Regions from separate parts of the Homo sapiens genome. Here region 2 is linked to region 1. A link is a loop called in an ENCODE intact Hi-C map of the cell type or tissue named here. Cell type or tissue: endothelial cell of umbilical vein. All regions are shown on one strand. Links, peaks and the distances in the headings refer to the core of each region. The heading gives the core; the rest is flanking DNA. Region 1 overlaps NAV3 (neuron navigator 3). Region 2 overlaps NAV3 (neuron navigator 3).

Region 1 (9,163 bases), core at 545-8,544:
TAAAGCTATCACATTGGTGATTAAGTTTCAACATATGAATTTGAAGGTCACATTCAGACCATAGCAATGCCCAAAGCATGAGCTAATATTTGGTCAGGAGAGTCACAACTTTACTTGCTTCTAGGTGTGCAATAAATTTTTTTGAGTTGTGTTTATAGGGATAATACAATGTAGTTTAAATAAAAAATTTCTCACTAACATTTTTATTCCAGATTTTAATTATTATTTTCTCCCCTTATCCCTCCATTCTATATGGACTTGTTTTAAATTTTTATTTTAATGGTTCTATTAAATATTTTTTCGTTGGGCAGAAAGAATATAGTCATATACATATACCTACATATGATACATGGGCATACTTATTCATCCTGTAGTCTAAATATGTAGAGTATATGTTGCATACAGCATTACAGCAGCAGTAGTTAATATGAAATCACTAAACTTCTAGTCAGGTGGCCTGAATTGGAGTCCTTTACTCCAACTGTGTCATCTTGCATGTTTTTACTCAATTTTCTCGACTTTGGGATTAGGACAAGAATAGCAACCTCACTTAATTGTAGCCAGAAATAAAAGCGTACTGTTATAGCATCATAATAACGTTAAGACATTACCTATCATTTTTGGAAGCAAATGAGACCTACAAACACACAATTTTTAGCACAGGCTATTCTTTTTTTAGAATATCAATAAGCATAGAACTAACGAGAAAAATTTACACACAGTTTTGTATAAATATGTATATGTGTGTATATATATATATGATATTCAATAGCTCCTGGATCCATCTATTTTAATAAAAGGAATCTTGTGGAATACAAATACACTTCCCAAATTCAGGCAGTCTTGTTTTGAAGAAAAACAATCTTAGTAGTGATTTATGGGATAGAGCTCAGATGGGTTTGTGCTTAGATTGGGGCTCAGTGCAGTCTGGCACTGCCTTTAGAAGAGAGGACCATGTGCTCTTGGACTTTGACTAAGAACCTATAACATCCTAATATTGAATGACTTTATTTCAGATTTTTGCTACAACACTTAAAAGAACCCAAGTACTTTATTTATTTTATTGCAGAAAGAAGCATATCTACAAATCATCACGCTTTACTTCACCATTGTTGAATGTTTTTTCCTCCTATGTTTAAGTCAATTAAAAAACCAATGTGGAATAGACAGAAATTTTCTCATCTATTGAAGTTTTGGATATTAGTGATATCTTTTAGAGGTTTTCTATTTTTTCATATTTTCATTAAGTTTGATTAGGCTAATACTTTTTTTTTTTTTTTTTTTGAGATGGAGTTTCACTCTTGTTGCCCAGACTGGAGTGCAATGTCACGATCTTGGCTCCCTGCAACATCCGCCTCCTGGGTTCAAGTGATTCTCCTGCCTCAGCCTCCCAAGTAGCGGGGATTACAGGCACATGCCACCATGCCCAGCTAATTTTGTAGTTTTAGTAGAGACGGGGTGTCTCCATGTTGCTCAGGCTGGTCTCGAACCCCTGACATCAGGTGATCTGCCCACCTCAACCTCCCAAAGTGCTGGGATTACAGGCTTGAGCCACTGGGCCTGGCTGATTAGTTTAATTCTTTAAACATTAAGTGTACCAAAATACTAGCTTTACAATGCAGTGCACTCCAAAAAGCACATAAAGATTACTGATCTCTGAGTCATATCTCCAATTCCGGATGAACGAAGATTGGAGAGGAAAGGGATAGGCTTATGTAGCTGAGAAATGAATTCACTCAAGAGTTGATAAGCACCAAAACCAAAAACACATCCAATACTAAATGACAAAGTGTCTGTAATTTCAGATCCTCCTCCATTAAAATCTATTAATAGAGATTCAGATTTTGTGTTTATTGCTTTAGGTATGAACTATCTGAGAATCCACTGTCAGGAGTTTATTCTCTAAAAGTTAATTCATTTTGTGTTTGCATAATGAATGAATGCAATGTATTTAGAAATAGTGAGGATAATATATGCAGGAAGATAATTCTAATAGAAAAATCTCTTGAAGGATAAATACGAAAATGTTGGAAGAATAAATGAGTTATCACATAGGCTGACCAACTGTACTGGTTATCTTCAGACTGTGCTGATTTTAGTGCGCAGTGTCTTGTTTTGGAGATTCTTCAGTCCCAGGCAAACTGGGATGATTGGTTACTCGAGTTATGAGTCCAATTTCCTTGATTTTCTCCTTGATTTCATTCTAGTTTTCTATAATAGTCTAATTATTAGTTCTAATTTTATAGTAGTTGGAGATCTCATATTTATCAATTTTTAAATATATTATTGCCTTGTTAAATTAAGGATTCGTTGTTAGATGCTGTCAATTATCTATTTCAGATTTAATGGGAAATGTCCTTTCTTTAACAGGAATTTTTCAAATTAGAAGTAGCTTCTTCAGAGGTTTTATTCAAAGGAGAATGATTTTTTTTCAATGAGGTTCAAATATATACATTTGCTCTTCATCCCTTTTTCCTACCATTTTTAACCAGTGTTGGCAATGAAAATAATACACTTTCCTTTTATGAAAAAAGCTTTGATTTGTCAATAAAACAAACATGTCTTAGTTCCATGAGTTCATCATCAGGAAATTTCCAACCTAAATCTTACGGGCCCTGAGTTGAATATAATGATATCTTGAGGTACTGCAGTGAATTTGTTTTTTCTATACCTTCAGAGACTACACACAGATATCAAGACTTTCTTTTCACTTCAACAGTATGCTTCTCCTCTGTAAGACAGACAGGATGTGGTCTAGGAGAAAGTCCACACTTTAACAATAGGCCATTGACAGAATGTGTGGGGAGTACAAAGAGGAAGAGAGCATCTGTCTACACCCAAAATTATCAGAGGCATTTCTGTGTGTGAGAATCTTCGATTTCAAAAATATGTTTTTAAAGGTCACCCGTTTTCCTTCTCTGTTTTTATTGGATGAGGAAAATTGCCTTCAAGATAACAAAACATTTTAAATTCAGGGGAGGAATTGCATCACATTTTGTCTAGTTATCCCAGGCAGAAAATGAATTCCCTCAGGCACTAAACACATTTTCTTTAGCTCTTATGTATGATCTATGTGAATCAAGCTGAGAAAATGAAAAGGGTGGGAAGATGAAATCCAACTGAAAGCAACAGGGCAGAGGATCCAACAGGCAAGAAGTCCTTCTAGGAAGAATAAATGGAGAGTGCCCCAGGTGCTGACTTTATCTACAATTAATTCTGTATAACATTTTCTCATTCATTCTGCATGAGCAAAGATGCTACACAAAGTATTACAAACACCACTATTTTTCTTTCTCTTCTGTAGCCTTGATCAAATGGTAGTTAAATTTTAATTAAATTTCATATTTCAAGGACTTGCAAGAAAGTCTCTGATGTCTTAGCCCCGTGTTTGTTCTCTGCATGTGTAGCTTGTTTTAGCCTTCAGAGGAAAGTTCCCATATATAGCACTCTATCACGATGTTGACCTGTATGAACATCCAGCTGGTGCAGCTGCCAGGAGGCTGAAAGGAGAGTTAGAATGAGTTCCTATGTCTGTCTTGTCTTTTACTTTCTTCTTTTGAATGCTGTTGTGTAAACCTTTTGTTCAAATGTCTTGCCACCTGGATTCTCTTGTGGATGTGTTGCTACTCTCTCCAAAAGACTTGGCAGAGGGTGCTTCCTGTTGTACAGCAGACTTTTATTTACAGAACACCTATAAAACCACAACAAGAATAGTCAGAATATAAAAGATGGCCTTCTAATGAACGTAGTAAAACTTCAGAGCACATTCTTTAGCCAGGAGAAAGTGCTGCAAAGATGTGATTTAGGATGAGTAAGACATAAGTCAAGGTGTGGATCTTTCAGTTTCCACTAGAAAACAACACTTGGATTTCCTGGCAATGTATTTTTGTAATGACTGTGGTTTCTTTTTGTAAACTGTGTCTCAGACAGGGAGGAAGAATGAACCAACTGGATTGTGTAACTTTATAAATAGAAACAGCCATGTTAAAATAACAAGACTGCTCTGGGTTAAGGCAATGAATTTTGCTACTAGCTGTAAAGCTAGGCCACTGAATGAATATAAGATCCATCCTGCAGAGTAACTTCTAAGGCTTGCCCAAAAATGCTTAATGGGAAAAATCTATGAGAAGTCCTTGCTCCCTTCTATTGTATTCCAAGTGTTTTACTCCAAATAAATCAAAACCTTTTCTCTGCTGGATATAGTCAAGTTGGAGACACACAGGAACTTTATCCTCCACTACAAATATTGAATAATGTGCTCATATCATTTTTAATACAGCACATAGTTTACTAAACTTTGGAACAGTTTATCCATCCTGGCAGTGGCATACAGGATAAAGAGTTAACTGCCTTATTATCTGTTGAACAAGATATATGCTACATTTGCCATAGGAACTGGAACACTGAATGATTTAAATTTCATGATTGCTCTTTATTTTTGGAGGAAGAAACCCAGGTGAAAGCAGAGAAATCTCCTAATGAGGATTAAAAAAAATCAATATTTTCAATATGATTCCATGCAATTTCATATGTACTTGAAAGAGATATGTGCTGTGTTTACCAGTCAGTCAAAGTTTATAGTTCATAGCTTTTGAGTCTTTTGGGAATTACTGCATAATAGTGATGTTTTCTTTTATTTTGGTGGCTAATCCTTCATAGACATTGTTGGCAAACTAATCTTCCTGAGCATAGCCATAATCTTGGCAATCATTCAAGCTTCCCCCAATGTAATTAAAATTAAATTTATTTAAACTCTAATTAAATTTCTTTAAACTTTCTTTAATGAGAAACCGATTTGATTCATGTTTATATCTCTTGAGCTTCCCAAACACAATGTGTTGTATGTAATAGTGATTTAAACATATGTGTTGAATAAAAAATAATTATTTTTATGATTGTATTACTTTGACTCATGATTTACTTCATGTCTATATCGCAAAAAGAGCCATCCTAGAGACTGTTCATGATTTATTGGATAGAAATGCCAGCTATGCTATTTCTATGCAGGTTGAGTATTTATAATCCAAAAATTCAAAATCTGAAATTCTCCAAAATCTGAAACTTTTTGGGTGCCAACATGACACCACACATGGAAAATTCCATACCTGATTTCAGGTGATGGGTTGTAGTCAAAACACAGTCAAAACTTTGTTTCATGCACAAAATTATTTGCTGAAAAAATTACCTTTAGGCTAAACGTAGAGTGTATATGAAACATAAATTTCTTGTTTAGACTTAGTTTCCATCCCCAAGATACCTCATTATGTATATGCAAAGATTCTAAAATCTGAAAAGAAAACTCAAAATTAGAAGCACTTCTGGTCCCAAGAATTTTAGATAAGAAATGCTCAATCTATATATCAGTGATCCAAAGTCCAAACCTTAATAATTTTGGCCTTAGCAGAGTATACTAAGTCTACCTTGAGCGATGCTACCCCAATCCAATGGTGGTCACGTGTGTCTCCAAACCTATCTCATCAAATATAGACTTTTGAATGTGGAAGAAAGAGTGGAGGATCTTCTAAGACAAGTGTCTCCTTTTTGTACCTGATTAAAATTAAGACTCGGCAGATTGAAGTGGGTTATCTCAAAGCCATGGCATTTTAAAAAGTGGCTATAAAATTCTACGCCCGTGTCCTAAGCGTCCCATTTATTGATAATTATTGCTTAGGTTACTCTAATAAACCTGCTTAGAAAAATAAATATGTCTTTAACATAAAATTCAAGACTCATAATATTATGGAAAGCCAGCCATAGCCTTGTGCTAGAAAATCAGTAAGGAGGTGGAACATGTTTGAGTCATCCTCCAACACTTACAAGTGTTTTTGGCATTCTTTGATTTCCTTGTCAGAACGTAACTAGTGAAATTCCTCTGTTCAATAACAATATCCATACTCTATTGCCAGGGTAGGTTTATGGATGTTAATAGAGTTTTCCTTGTCAAGGGTGATGTATGATATGGATCTTCCTCTAAGTAATCATAAGTCCGTTGCAGTATAGTAAATCAGCCAAGTGCATTGTAATTTATATGTTTTACTTACAGGGATTTCAGACAGGATACTTATCAAATGTACAAGAAAATGTAACTCAGTATTTTCTGTAACATATTCTTCTTGCTTTCTTTCAAATCTCCTTTCCTGCTGCTGGTGGTTGCAAAGGAGGTTGGTGATGATGGGGGAAACCTAAATTAAGCTATTTTCTTTTGGTTTGAGAAAGCCTCATTAGAGTAAAAGATTAGTAAATTTCAAGGTCAAATTTCTTTTCAGCACCTTTTTTTCCTTTTCTATGAAGTTTCTCTCTTTCTTTCTCATTTTTAAAATGGCTTCTTCAGATGGATGGATACAGTGTGTGTAGGGAAGCTTTTGTGTCCTCAGGGTAATGGCAGATGAAGGGAGAAAAAAGTCTCTGGTTTTCTTGCTACTCTTTGGGTCCTTGCTGGTCTCTGCAGAGTTGGCCCCATCCAGCCTGGTCACTGGACATGTGCTGTGAGACTTGGGCTATGTGGACACCCTCTGTTGGCAACTATTGCTCATATTCTGCACCTGTCCTGATGCCAGCTCTCTTAGAATACTAGTCCTCAGAGCATTCCTGCATAGCACCACTGGGACACATAAGAACTTTTGGATTCATAGACATCGGATACGCTGTCTCAAGCCATATCTACCTAACTGTGTCTTATCATTTTTCCTCTGCTGTGGCTATTCCATATTGGCAAGGAGCACCCCTGCATTCTGATCCCCCCAGCTATCAAATGAGAAGTGGGGCACAAATTCTTTCAACCTTCACCCTGCTCTTTGACCTATCTTGAATTTTTTTTATGTAACTGTTAATCTTGTGCCTAGTCCCAAGGGTATGGAGGCACCAGCTTCTTTCTCAGGAATTCAAATTGTATCTTATCTTTAGAAATACCCCTTCTGAATCCCCTTGCTTCCTTACTGCTATTTGAACCTTTATTTACCCTCACTGTCACAGGTTCTCTGAAATATATCTTGCACCCTATGCATTGTGGTTAATAGTGCCACTGTATGCTGTGGTAACCAAGATTTTGTATTTGATAGATAAAGAAAAGTTCTTGAATTTGGAAAACACTTTTGTGCTCAATGAAATCTAACTTTTGAGACTATTTTGTCACAATGAACTTAAAAATATTTTCAATAATATTAAGCAATCAATTATTTGTTACAGACTGAATTCTGTCTTCTTGTAATAATGATTGTCGTTATTTTAATGATTAGGGAAACTTTAGATCAACTAAGAAACAGGAACAAAAAATGCTATGCTATTATCTCAAAAATGCATACTCCTTCCTACTTAAGAATAATAAATTTATATATTATGATATGGTAAAATTCACAACTAATTGTATTTTTCCCTAGAATGTTTAAAGCATTATCTAATACCAGCTTCAGTGTCTATATTACTGTAACTTCATGAAAGACTACTAACAATACTGGCTATCATTTATTAATATTAAGTAGTACTTGCCAGATGCCGTTAGAGGTGCTTTAAATGCATTCTCATTTAGTCTTCGTGTGTACTACCGTTATCTTCACTTTTTAGATAAGGAGACTAAAGTATAACTAGAGCTAAGAAACATGAGAAAGACGACCTAGCTACTGCCTATTTTGTAATTCCCATGGACTAAGCTTGGAGAAGTAAGAACTATTACTACAATAGCAGAAATTGAACAACAGCTTCATTTAGGAAATCACAGCAAAAGTATAAATAAAATGATGACTCTTAGGAAATAAAAAGCAGTTTTTGAGAGTAGGGATAGATGTGGCCTGCTCATTATAAAGTTCACGTGTGGTAATGGATAACTGATTTTCAAAATAACAGTTTAAACTCTGAAAATTCTGTTATTCTGACTGGGTGCAGTGGCTCACGCCTGCAATCCCAACACTTTGGGAGGCTAAGGCAGGGGGATAACCTGCAGTCAGGAATTTGAGACCAGCCTGGCCAACATGGTGAAACCCCATCTCTACTAAAAATACAAAACTTAACCGAGCGTAGTGGCACATGTCTGTAATCCCAGCTACTTGAAAGGGAGGCTGAGGTGGTAGAATTACTTGAACCCAGGAGGTGGAGGTTGTAGCGAGCTGAGATCGCACCACTGCACTCCAGCCTGGGCAACAGAACGAGACTCCCTCTCATAAATAAATAAATAAATAAATAAATAAATAAATAAATAATGTTATACTTATGAAGAATAACAAAACATATGCATTATAAGTTTGTGAAAACGGCCTAGTAAAATATTTTAAAATTGTTATTGATGTATAATAGACACATACCAATAAAGTACACATACCATAAATATGTTTCATGAATTTGTAGAAAATGAACACATTTTTCCAGCTAGTAGAGAATAGGAAACAGACATTTACAATTGCTGTCTGACATTTACAATTACAATTTAGATTCCTTATTCTCGTAGATTTATATTATTCCAGTACGTGAATTCTCCCACAATTTATTTTTTATTCTGCTTTTAATGTGGGCATTTGGATAGTTTATAGCTTGGGGATTTATGAATAATGACACTGTGAACATTCCTGCACATGTCTTTTTGCGAACATAAGAAGCGATGTCTGTTGGGTAGATCCCTAGGGGTGAAACTTCTAGGTAATAGGCAAGACATATACTCAGCTTTCATGAGTACGATTACTGCCACCATTTCTAAAGTGGTTGTACCAGATTGCTTTCTTACTAACCTGAATGCATCTTCAGTTGCTCCACATCTCTGCCCTCTGGTATCACCATTGTTATGAGGCCACAGGTCCTTAGCATTTTCTATGTAGTGTGATTTTGTTGTAGTTTTAAGCTTCCATACACTTATGACTGATGGAATTGATTATCTTTTCTGTATTTAACTGGCCATTTGGATATCTTCCGTTGTGTTCATTCAGGTTTTCTGCTTACTTTTCTAATAAGTAGTGAGCCTCTTTCCTTAATGGTAGATAGAAATTTTTTAAACATTTTCTGCACATGAGTCCTTTGTCAAATATGCATATTGTGAATATCTTTTCCCATTCCATGGGTTGTGTTTTCCCTCCCTTAATAATGTCTTTTGGGAAACATAAATTCTTAATTTTAGTGTAATCCAATGTATCAATTTTTATCTTGTTTAAGAAACTCTACTGTTCAAAAATTTCAAAACTAT
Region 2 (9,163 bases), core at 789-8,788, 92 kb after region 1:
ATGTAAAATATACCATGATACCTTTGATTTTTATCACTTTTAATTATGGTTAATGAATGATTATGCATGCAATTGTACTAGAATTTCTAAGTAGCCCTCTTGTAAACGCAATCTCAGTAATTCTTCTGAATTCCTTGAGATAAAATTATTAGATGGGATGATATTTATATTCATCACGTTGAAGTTCATCAAAACAGTCGAAGAAGACTGGCTTCAGATTTCCAGAGATAAATCGTATTGGAAGCTTTAGCCAGAACATTCATGATTAAAATCTTCAATGACCCTTTTACAAAAATTACCAAACACTGAATTATGATTAGTTTGATATTGTTCCCAATTATACCAATTTCTTCACTAAAAAAACTATAATTAATTCATAGCATAAGCCTGCAAAATACATTACTGCACATTTTGTAACTCATTCAGCTGAAACTAAAATGTTAAATACTGTGATTATTATTTTTGTGATAATGAACTGAGGGCAATTTTGGAGTTCAAATCCAATTTCAGGACCTGATTTCACCATCCTGTTGTATTTATTTAAAGATCACATTCTAATGACAGTTGACAAGGTTGTTTGTATTCTCTCTCATCACGGCATTACAGTACATTTATTGATGAGTTTTAAATACATTTTTATACCATGTGTCCTTTGCTCGAAGTCTCCTTAAAGACACAACTCATTTTTCCACCTTTGTATTCAACTTACACATATACAATTTTGAAAGAGAGAAGTATGTTTGTATATAATATTTTAAAATATATTTACATGTTACTTTGTAATTTTTGAAATATTTCACCATCTAGATTATAATATCCTTTTGGAAGGCACTGGTTTTCCCTCTCTTGTCATTTCCTTGGAGGGTCTCAAGTATCTTTTAAGTATGGAAGACACAGCTGTTTATTAGAAGGAACAAATAAAGTGTACTACAATTATTTTTAAATTTGCATTAAATTTCTTTATATAGCCATTGCTCTCACTGATTGCAGCTGAAGTTAGAAATACGGCCTGAGCAAAGTTTCAGATATTAGAGATGCTGGACATATCAAAGCCCTTAAGCTTGGGATTCCTCTGGAAGAAATTCTGGATCAAACAAAAAATGATTTGTGAGCTAAAACACAGGTATTACCAACAAGGTATCTTGAAGCCAACTAGCTGGCCTCCCATTTGTTTTCTCACCTAAGTCCCAGGATGAATTTGGATAAAGGCTAAGGAACTGTTGACATGCATTTGGAGAATGAAAGTATTCTTATTTTCACTTTCCATTCATATCATTTTGTTTTTTATTTAAACAAATGTTTTTGTATAATTAATGTTATCATAAAACAAAACCAACGAAATACAGTTTGATGGAAGTGGTGCCACAATAGAGACATTACAGGTCTGAATGAGAATATGACAGCCTTAATCTGTTATTTAGATTTCCCTGAGTTCAGATGGCAGACAGATTCACAACACCTGTGAAGTGGAAGGCAGGCAGAATTAGTGATAGGAGTAGTGTCAGAAGCAATTACTACAATTTCTTTAGTCTTCTGATGCCAGCCTTCTCAATTTTCTTAACATTTGTGAAATTATAACTTTAACAAGTATTTGTTGGAAAGCTATCACAGCAAAATAAAACTAGATGCCATGTGATGATAATAATAGCAAGCATGTTTTTTCATGACTAGCTTTGTGACAGATGCTTTACAAGTGCTATCTTATTTAGTCCTGGCACAATCCTATAATGTAAGTATTATTTTTCTCCTTGTTTTACAACAAGACTTTTTTTTACAAGAGGAATCTGAAGGTTAAGTAACTTGTCCAGGGTTCCACTGGTAGTAAGTGGTCTCAAGTCAGATCTGTCTGACTCCAGAACTCATTCTCCTCACCCTTGTGAATCCTTTTTCAACCCATGGCCCCAGTCTTTGCCTATGGACAGATCGGCACAACTCAAGTCTGACTTAACCTGAAGTTTCTACTAGAAGGCCAAAACAATTCTATCATTTAAATGAAGTGTTAAGAAGGGGAGTGTGCTCAATGTTTTAAATTCTAAACAGTATAAAATCCTTCCAAAAAATGTATGATCATACAAATATAATCAAATCTTAACTGAGAAAAATTATTACCAAATAAAAGCATCCACCTAAAAATCATGTATTTGTGTGCTAATTCAGGAGACAGTTATGCAAGTAATTTTTCTTACCCTTCAATATCTTCAACATAGAGATCATGGATATTAATAAAAGGAGATGCAATTTTGCTCTCACATATATTTTTCTTATGCAATGGGATGCTTCCAGTTGTTTACATCTTTCAAGAAACTTAATCACCACCAGATATGTACTAGTCTTATGATGCCAGTAGGACTACTTTGTATTTTCTAATAGAAAGGAACACTTTTTCTTCTGTGTTGTAATCTTGTGATATTTAGACCCAAGATTCATTCAAAACACTTAGCAGCCCCATTTCTAGGTTTTTGACATATAACAATACTAGCATATGAGTTCAGGAAGGTACATATGTCAGGCTGTCTCTTGCAACTTTAGATATAATAGAAACACATTTAAACAAGTCAAATATCTATCAACTGGGGGATTGATATATATAATGCAATATTAAAAATAGATGAACATACATGAAATGGCTCTTAGAAAAGCTGTTAAAATATTGTTACTTATAAATTTGAAACTGCAAAATAATATGTAAAATTTGAGCCAAATTTGGTTTAAAATGTGATCTCGTGTGTGTGTGTGTGTGTGTGTGTGTGTGTGTTCTGTGGCATGGTGTGAAGTGCGGTGTAGATACATCAATTCTGGAACTCTTCATACCAAATTATTCAAAAATGGACAGGGTTGAAAGTTGTGGGGAGACTTTCATTTTTTAGTTTCTATACTTCTGGTTTATTATTATTACTTTTTTAAATGTGAATTTGCTTTGTTAGAAATGTTTAAAAAGTTTTTAACATGCTTGGCATTTAGTGTTCATAACTATAAAATGCAACTTACCTTTTCAGCCTAATTTTCCCTAATTTTAGACATTCTGCCTCAATTACAGTTTTTACTGCTGTGTCCTAGATTTCTTTGCCTGTCGGCTTTTCTATATGTTATACCCACTGCAAGGAAGGTCCTTCTCCTCACTTCTCAGGCCTAGGTTCTATGTTATTTCCAGTTCTAATTCCAGTGCTTCTAACAATAATTTTAACAAGCGTATTTCTTACTTTCTTTCTTCTATTCTCATTTCAAATATTTTGTTTTTCTGTTACACCACATCATAGAGTGCCTTGTAATAAATCCACTAATATATGCATATGTACCACCCATAAAGCTGAAATCTTCATGCTTATTTTTCCCTTACAATTAGTAAGTATTCTATTCAATTGAAAAAATTAACAATGTTTTATTTTTGTGAAATTTTTGTAGAGTTTCAGCTTTTCTGTATATCATGATCTGCTGTTGAAGAGACACCTCTATTTTATGTCAAATTGTCAATTTTGTGCCTTATAATCCACTTCTGAATTCTACATTGTAATTTCTGTGTAATAACTCCATTTGCTGCCTCTATTCTCTCATATAAACACATTTCAAGAGGCTTAAATGGAAGACGACAATCCAAATCAAATTTCTTAGACAGGAAGGTATTTGTAATTATCTCATAAAATGATGCCAAAATCTTGTCACATACAGTATCTCACATGACAAATTCAATAGTGTTCTCAGAGAAACACAATTTTTTATAGTAATGTTTCTATGTAAATCAGTCCAGGTGGGTTTCTTTTACATGAACAAGCAAGATTGTTTTCAAAATGATAGAAACAATAAAGAGAGAGAAAACCCAAACTGATTTGCAATGGGAGTTTCCTCAGTAGTCATCCCAGAGGGAAGTTTTGCTTTGTCACAAGTGACTAGCCCTTAATTTTGAGAGTGAATCATCCCCTTTGAAATGAGAGATAAGTTGGGGAAAGAGCTGTTTAAAAATTACTTTACAACTATTTCCTTTAGAGCTATGACTTCTTAAACTGGAATGTGATCCAGAATAGCTTCCCTTTGAATCCAACATTTGTCTTCAGCATTTTATTGTCTCTGTTTTCCCTCACCCCATCTCACTTTTTCCTTCTCTCTGTTCAACAGATTTACACTGACTGGGCCAACCACTACCTAGCAAAATCAGGCCACAAGCGGCTGATCAAGGACTTGCAACAAGACATTGCAGATGGAGTACTCCTAGCAGAAATCATCCAGATTATTGGTAAGCCCTTCCTTCTGAAAGAAAGCATGAAAGTCTCTGCTCCCATCTCTTTGGTAAAGCACAACTTAAGTTAAGCGCCTTACTGAACTGGTCCATGTGTCTCTGAGATTCATGTAGCTCTCCCCTGATTTAATTAAAATGTTTATATGAGGATGTTTGAAAAAGGCAGTTTGGCCATACTTTTAAATAACTAGAACTGTATCTTTATATACATAAACTTGCTAACCTTTATTGAATCATTTGAATCGAACTGTCAGAAATGAATGCTTCATTAAACCATATGTCTCCCATGTGTGTATTTCGTTAGCTGGAGCAACTCATACACTCTGAGATGCCTTGAAACTGTATCCTGATCCAGCAGGGACAATTGTGAAAGGTTTCATGTCAGCAATCATTTGGCACAGGCTAAAGAATTAGCAGCAACTTCCTTCTCACTCATTTTTTTTTTTGCCTGATTTGTGCATATAGAATTGGCAGCTGCTAATAAGTGTGTCTTCTTGTACACTGCTTGGAAGACAGAATATATGTAGCAGGAGCATTTTTGCTTGGTATTTTTTTTTTCCTGTTTTCGTGTGTGTGTTTCACTTCATTGCTTAAGCATGTCGTTCTTTTTTTCTCTCTTTTATTTTATCTCTTGGCTTTAGCAAATGAAAAAGTTGAAGATATCAATGGATGTCCTAGAAGTCAGTCTCAGATGGTAAGAATCATATTTATTCTCAATATATAATGCTGATCTTCACTTCCAGAATTAATTGCATTTGTAAATGGATATTATTTTTTTTCTGCATGTCTTCCTGCTTAAGAAACCATTTGATCCCATTCTCTCATATGTATTTGTGTGGGTTCAATTTAGGCACATCAACATCATTAAGTGACTCCTATATACACATGACATATTTCCAGATGTCTTATTAGATCCTTGACTTTTTTTTGTTCTGCTGTTCTGTATAATTTAACACTGGTCTTAATGGTAGTAAATTTCATTTCTACTTTTAAGTGGATTATTTTTGTCTGAACAACTGGCTTAAAGAACAGGCTTTGCCATGGGCATTTTAAAATATATAAATAGTATTTTCTTTGTTCATAACAAAGTCCAGTGTAAACACATGGACTCTTCAACACTTCTGGAAATAGTTCTCAAGGCATGCTGCTGTCAGTTTGGTGAGCAGTGACTGATTTTGAGATATGATTCGTAGTCTCTTCCAGAAAGCCTTCAGCCTGGATATCTGCCTCTTTCCCAGCTATCTCTTATCTTTATCAACCAATAAAAACTTCAAGTTTTATAATAAAGTCAAAGAGTAATAAACTATAGAGATAAAAATATGTTTCTTAATTAAAAAGCCACAACTTAGTTTTATAGGAAAACCTGAAATATAAAATGCCTTAACTAAAGTTACATCAAGCAGATATAATCAGGAATGACAGCCGAAATCCACAAGATGAAGCTTTCTCCAAAACTCTTCAGCACAGAATAGGCATTTTAAATGAATTTAATGAGTTCTTAGTTGTCAGAAACTTGGAAGAATAAAAAAATCTATGAACTTTTAAAATATACTGACCTACTTTACTTAATGTCAGAAAACTGAAATCCAAAATAATAAACATAATTTATTTCTAAAAGTGATTAACTATCATGTATATTTTTAAAATAATTGGCCAGATGTGGTGGCTCACACCTGTAATCCCAGCACTTTGGGATGCCAAGGCGGGTGGATGACCTGAGGTCGGGAGTTCGAGACCAGCCTGACCAACATGGAGAAATCCTGTCTCTACTAAAATTACAAAATTAGCCAGGTGTGGTGGCGCATGCCTATAATCCCAGCTACTCGGGAGGCTGAGGCAGGAGAATCGCTTGAACCAGGGAGGCGGAGGTTATGGTGAGCGAGGATTGTGCCATTGCACTCCGGCCTGGGCAATACGAGCAAAACTCTGTCTCGAAAAAATAAATAAATAAATAAATAATAAAATCAAATAATAAAATAAATAAATAAAAAATAATTACTCCCAGGACCTATTATGATGTCATGAACTCTGTGTATATGGTTGTGAAAAAAATCACTGTAAAAGAAAGGATTTCTATACAATCCTTCAGTTTTAAGGAAACTTCCTGATCTAATTACTCTAAGTGACTCTGTGGGAATTAATTACAGTTGTTTTCTGAGGTTTTACTGTGAACAAGCCAAATCAGAAGACATTTAGACCTTGATACAGTAATAAGCTGTGTGATGTTGAGAAAAATATGTAACTTCTTTGAGCCTTAGCTTTCTCATCTGTAAAATGAACCTTAATTAGAATGTGACAATGAGATATGTATGTGAACATCCTTTATTAACACAACTAAAATGCAATGCAGAATAGTATTGCTACAAACTTTGTAAAGGACACATGCGTGGATTAACACCTGTTAAAAGATTTTTAAGGCTTTCAGTTAAAAAGCTCAACAGTCCCCTGAAACCATAATTATGTTTCTTAAACCCAACATGGTTGCTTTTGCTTTCATTATTTTTACCATGAGGAGGTGTTGAATAATATAAAACATTTTAAGTCTAGAAACTCTTACCTACTTGGCTATCATTCCAATTTGATTCTGGGATTACAGAGAATTCAATAAACAGGCAAGCTTATACTCAGTGATGGAAAAACAATTCCAAAGCTCATAACAATGGTTAATAGAGATGCTGTTTTTACCTATTTATCTGAAACAGCTGTTCCTAGAGATTCTACAAATCTGTGAAGAGTCTCTTGAGTTTCAGACTCTGTTAATTTTTTTATTACTTCTTATTCCTGTTAACTGCAAAATATCATGTTACAGATATTATGCAAGTTATGTTGATATTTCCACTTCTGATTAAAACAAAATAGAAAGACCACAGTCTAAGAAATGCAAATGCTATAAAAAAGGTAGTTTATTCAGCCAAAAAGCATTAGTTGGAATCATATCGAATATTGACTAAGAATGACTTAGATCCTCATTTCTTTAAGATGTGGTTGAATTTTGAATCTGAAGTTGGCATGCCTTCAATTTCTTGATTCAGAAAAATACATATGAAATAAATGTAACTTTTTTGGCTGAATTATTTTTGCCTCTGTTCTTAAGAATTTGTGTAAGCACTATTAGTGAATAAAAATTCCAGACTTTAATTGAGACAAGAATGAAAAGGAAAGATAATTATGATAGCATGACTAGGCTTATGAATTTCATGTATCTACTCCAAACAGGATGTTGCCTGTTCCTTGATTGCATAACACTGGGAGGTGCTACATTAGTAAGAGTGAGTGGTATACTTGCTCATAGGACTACTTTGGCCACCTCTTTTTGTATACCTGGTCTCTTGTGGCCTTTGGTTGCTGTTGGTGCTTAATAACAAAAGATAAAGTAAAATTAGGTCTGCTGCTATTTTTAATCACGAATTGTTTTTATTTAAATGTTAAACTTGCTACCCTTTATTGAATCATTTTAAGCCTTTAAGAATAGAAGATCCCTTTTGTTGTATGAATCTACAATGTATTGATAAATTTCCATAGTAGCCAGGTAATTCACATGTAATCAATATTTACTAAGCACTGAGTACAAAGTATAATAACATTTGGATGAACTACACTTGAGAATTGGAGGAGCAAATGTTTAGATAAATAACAGCAACAGTTACATAGGCGAGAACAAAAACGACTGAGAATGGAGTAAGTTTGGTGCATTCCACAAACAAATAGAAGAGCACCGTGGATTAGGCACAAGGAGAGTTGTTTGAAGGGAACAAGGAAGCCTGATAGTGTAGGGCCAAAGTAAGGAGTTGGTATGGTATTCTAACTCAGGAAGACTTTGGAAGATGTTTAAAGCTGGGCTGTGGTATGATCCAATATAAATACTTTAAAAGATCACCCTAGATGCTTTATGGGGATTATAAAGTAAGTAAGTGTTGGTGTCCAGTTGAATGTGGGTGACGGAGAGTACAGGGAGCTTAAAATGGCCCCAATTTTTTAGCCTGAATGGGTAAGTAATTACCATTAAACAAGATTATTATTATAGAAGCAGAAAAAAATTTCTTAAAAAGGTGGAGGGAGGAAGGTGATGAATTCATATTTTAACATGTGGAACTTGATGTATCTATTAAAACATCAATTTGGAGGAAACTTAAGGCTATTAGACATGTGTTTCTGAAGGTCAGAAAAGAGTATTGGTTAGAATATACTGAAAAAATAGGTAATATTTGAAACCATGGACAAGAATGGAATCTTACAGGAGGTCTGCATGAAGTCACAGGAGAAGAAACCTGAGGTTTTTCACTCTAGGAAATATAAATATTTATGTGATAGAGGTATAGGAGTCAGGAAAGGGAAAGAGTGTTGAGAGAGTGAGACTATTGTTGAGGAACAGAATCACAGATGTGGACTGCTAATCCTTAGGGAAGATGCAGTAGCTGAAGCTCTAATACGTGGACTACCCCAGCAAGTCAGGGCAAAGTAAGATGAGCAGAATGTGTAACATGCTGTCAAATGTTATGCAGCTAAATAGCTGGTATACTGGAATGTGGTATTTCTTTTTGGTAATTGGATAGGCATTGATTACCTGTATGTGAACATATTCTGTAGAGTGAATAACGTGTTAAAAAGTAACTCAGAAGTGCCAATATCCATTGAGTCATGAATAATTTTTCTAAGAGTGTCCTGTTAAGACACTGTTAGAGAAAAAAAAAAAATAAATAGCTTGAGAAGAAGACAGAGTTGAGGGGAGTTTTTGCAAGGGGGGAAGAAAGCATAGAAGGAGGAAGCAGTAGAGGGAAAGGAAAGGGTTCAGAGGAATGAAGTGGTAAGTAACTATACCAAGTCCTAAAGGAAGTAGAAGAGGAGGAAATTTTGGTCTGTGTGGAAGATTTGATATTGGAAAACAATAGGGATACATTTGTTTCTGTATCATGTCATAAAAGGTTATGATGG

Evidence for each region. A loop is a pair of places that touch in the nucleus more often than their neighbours do. Peaks named below come from ENCODE experiments on the same cell type or tissue, not always from the same donor. Only the 100,000 strongest peaks of a DNase experiment are listed, where the experiment ranks them.
Region 2: a loop joins it to region 1, with 9 times the contacts of the local background. A loop is called at or near these places in 2 of 110 quality-filtered maps.

The regions. Positions count from the first base shown.
Region 1 is chr12:77,844,387-77,853,549 of GRCh38, forward strand. The region is part of intron 1 of NAV3 (neuron navigator 3); the gene reads left to right. Among named protein-coding and RNA genes, the nearest start is that of NAV3, 18 kb to the left of the region's middle. In endothelial cell of umbilical vein, for the core only: no CTCF peak of the experiment used is centred there; DNase peaks (open chromatin) are centred at 1,685 and 3,835; H3K27ac peaks cover 3,593 bases.
Region 2 is chr12:77,936,209-77,945,371 of GRCh38, forward strand. NAV3 (neuron navigator 3) reads left to right here. Exons shown (of 40, transcript NM_001024383.2): 2 at 4,111-4,228; 3 at 4,873-4,925. Among named protein-coding and RNA genes, the nearest start is that of NAV3, 110 kb to the left of the region's middle. RefSeq lists an enhancer at 3,310-4,509. In endothelial cell of umbilical vein, for the core only: no CTCF peak of the experiment used is centred there; DNase peaks (open chromatin) are centred at 4,003 and 7,463; H3K4me3 peaks cover 970 bases; H3K27ac peaks cover 4,305 bases.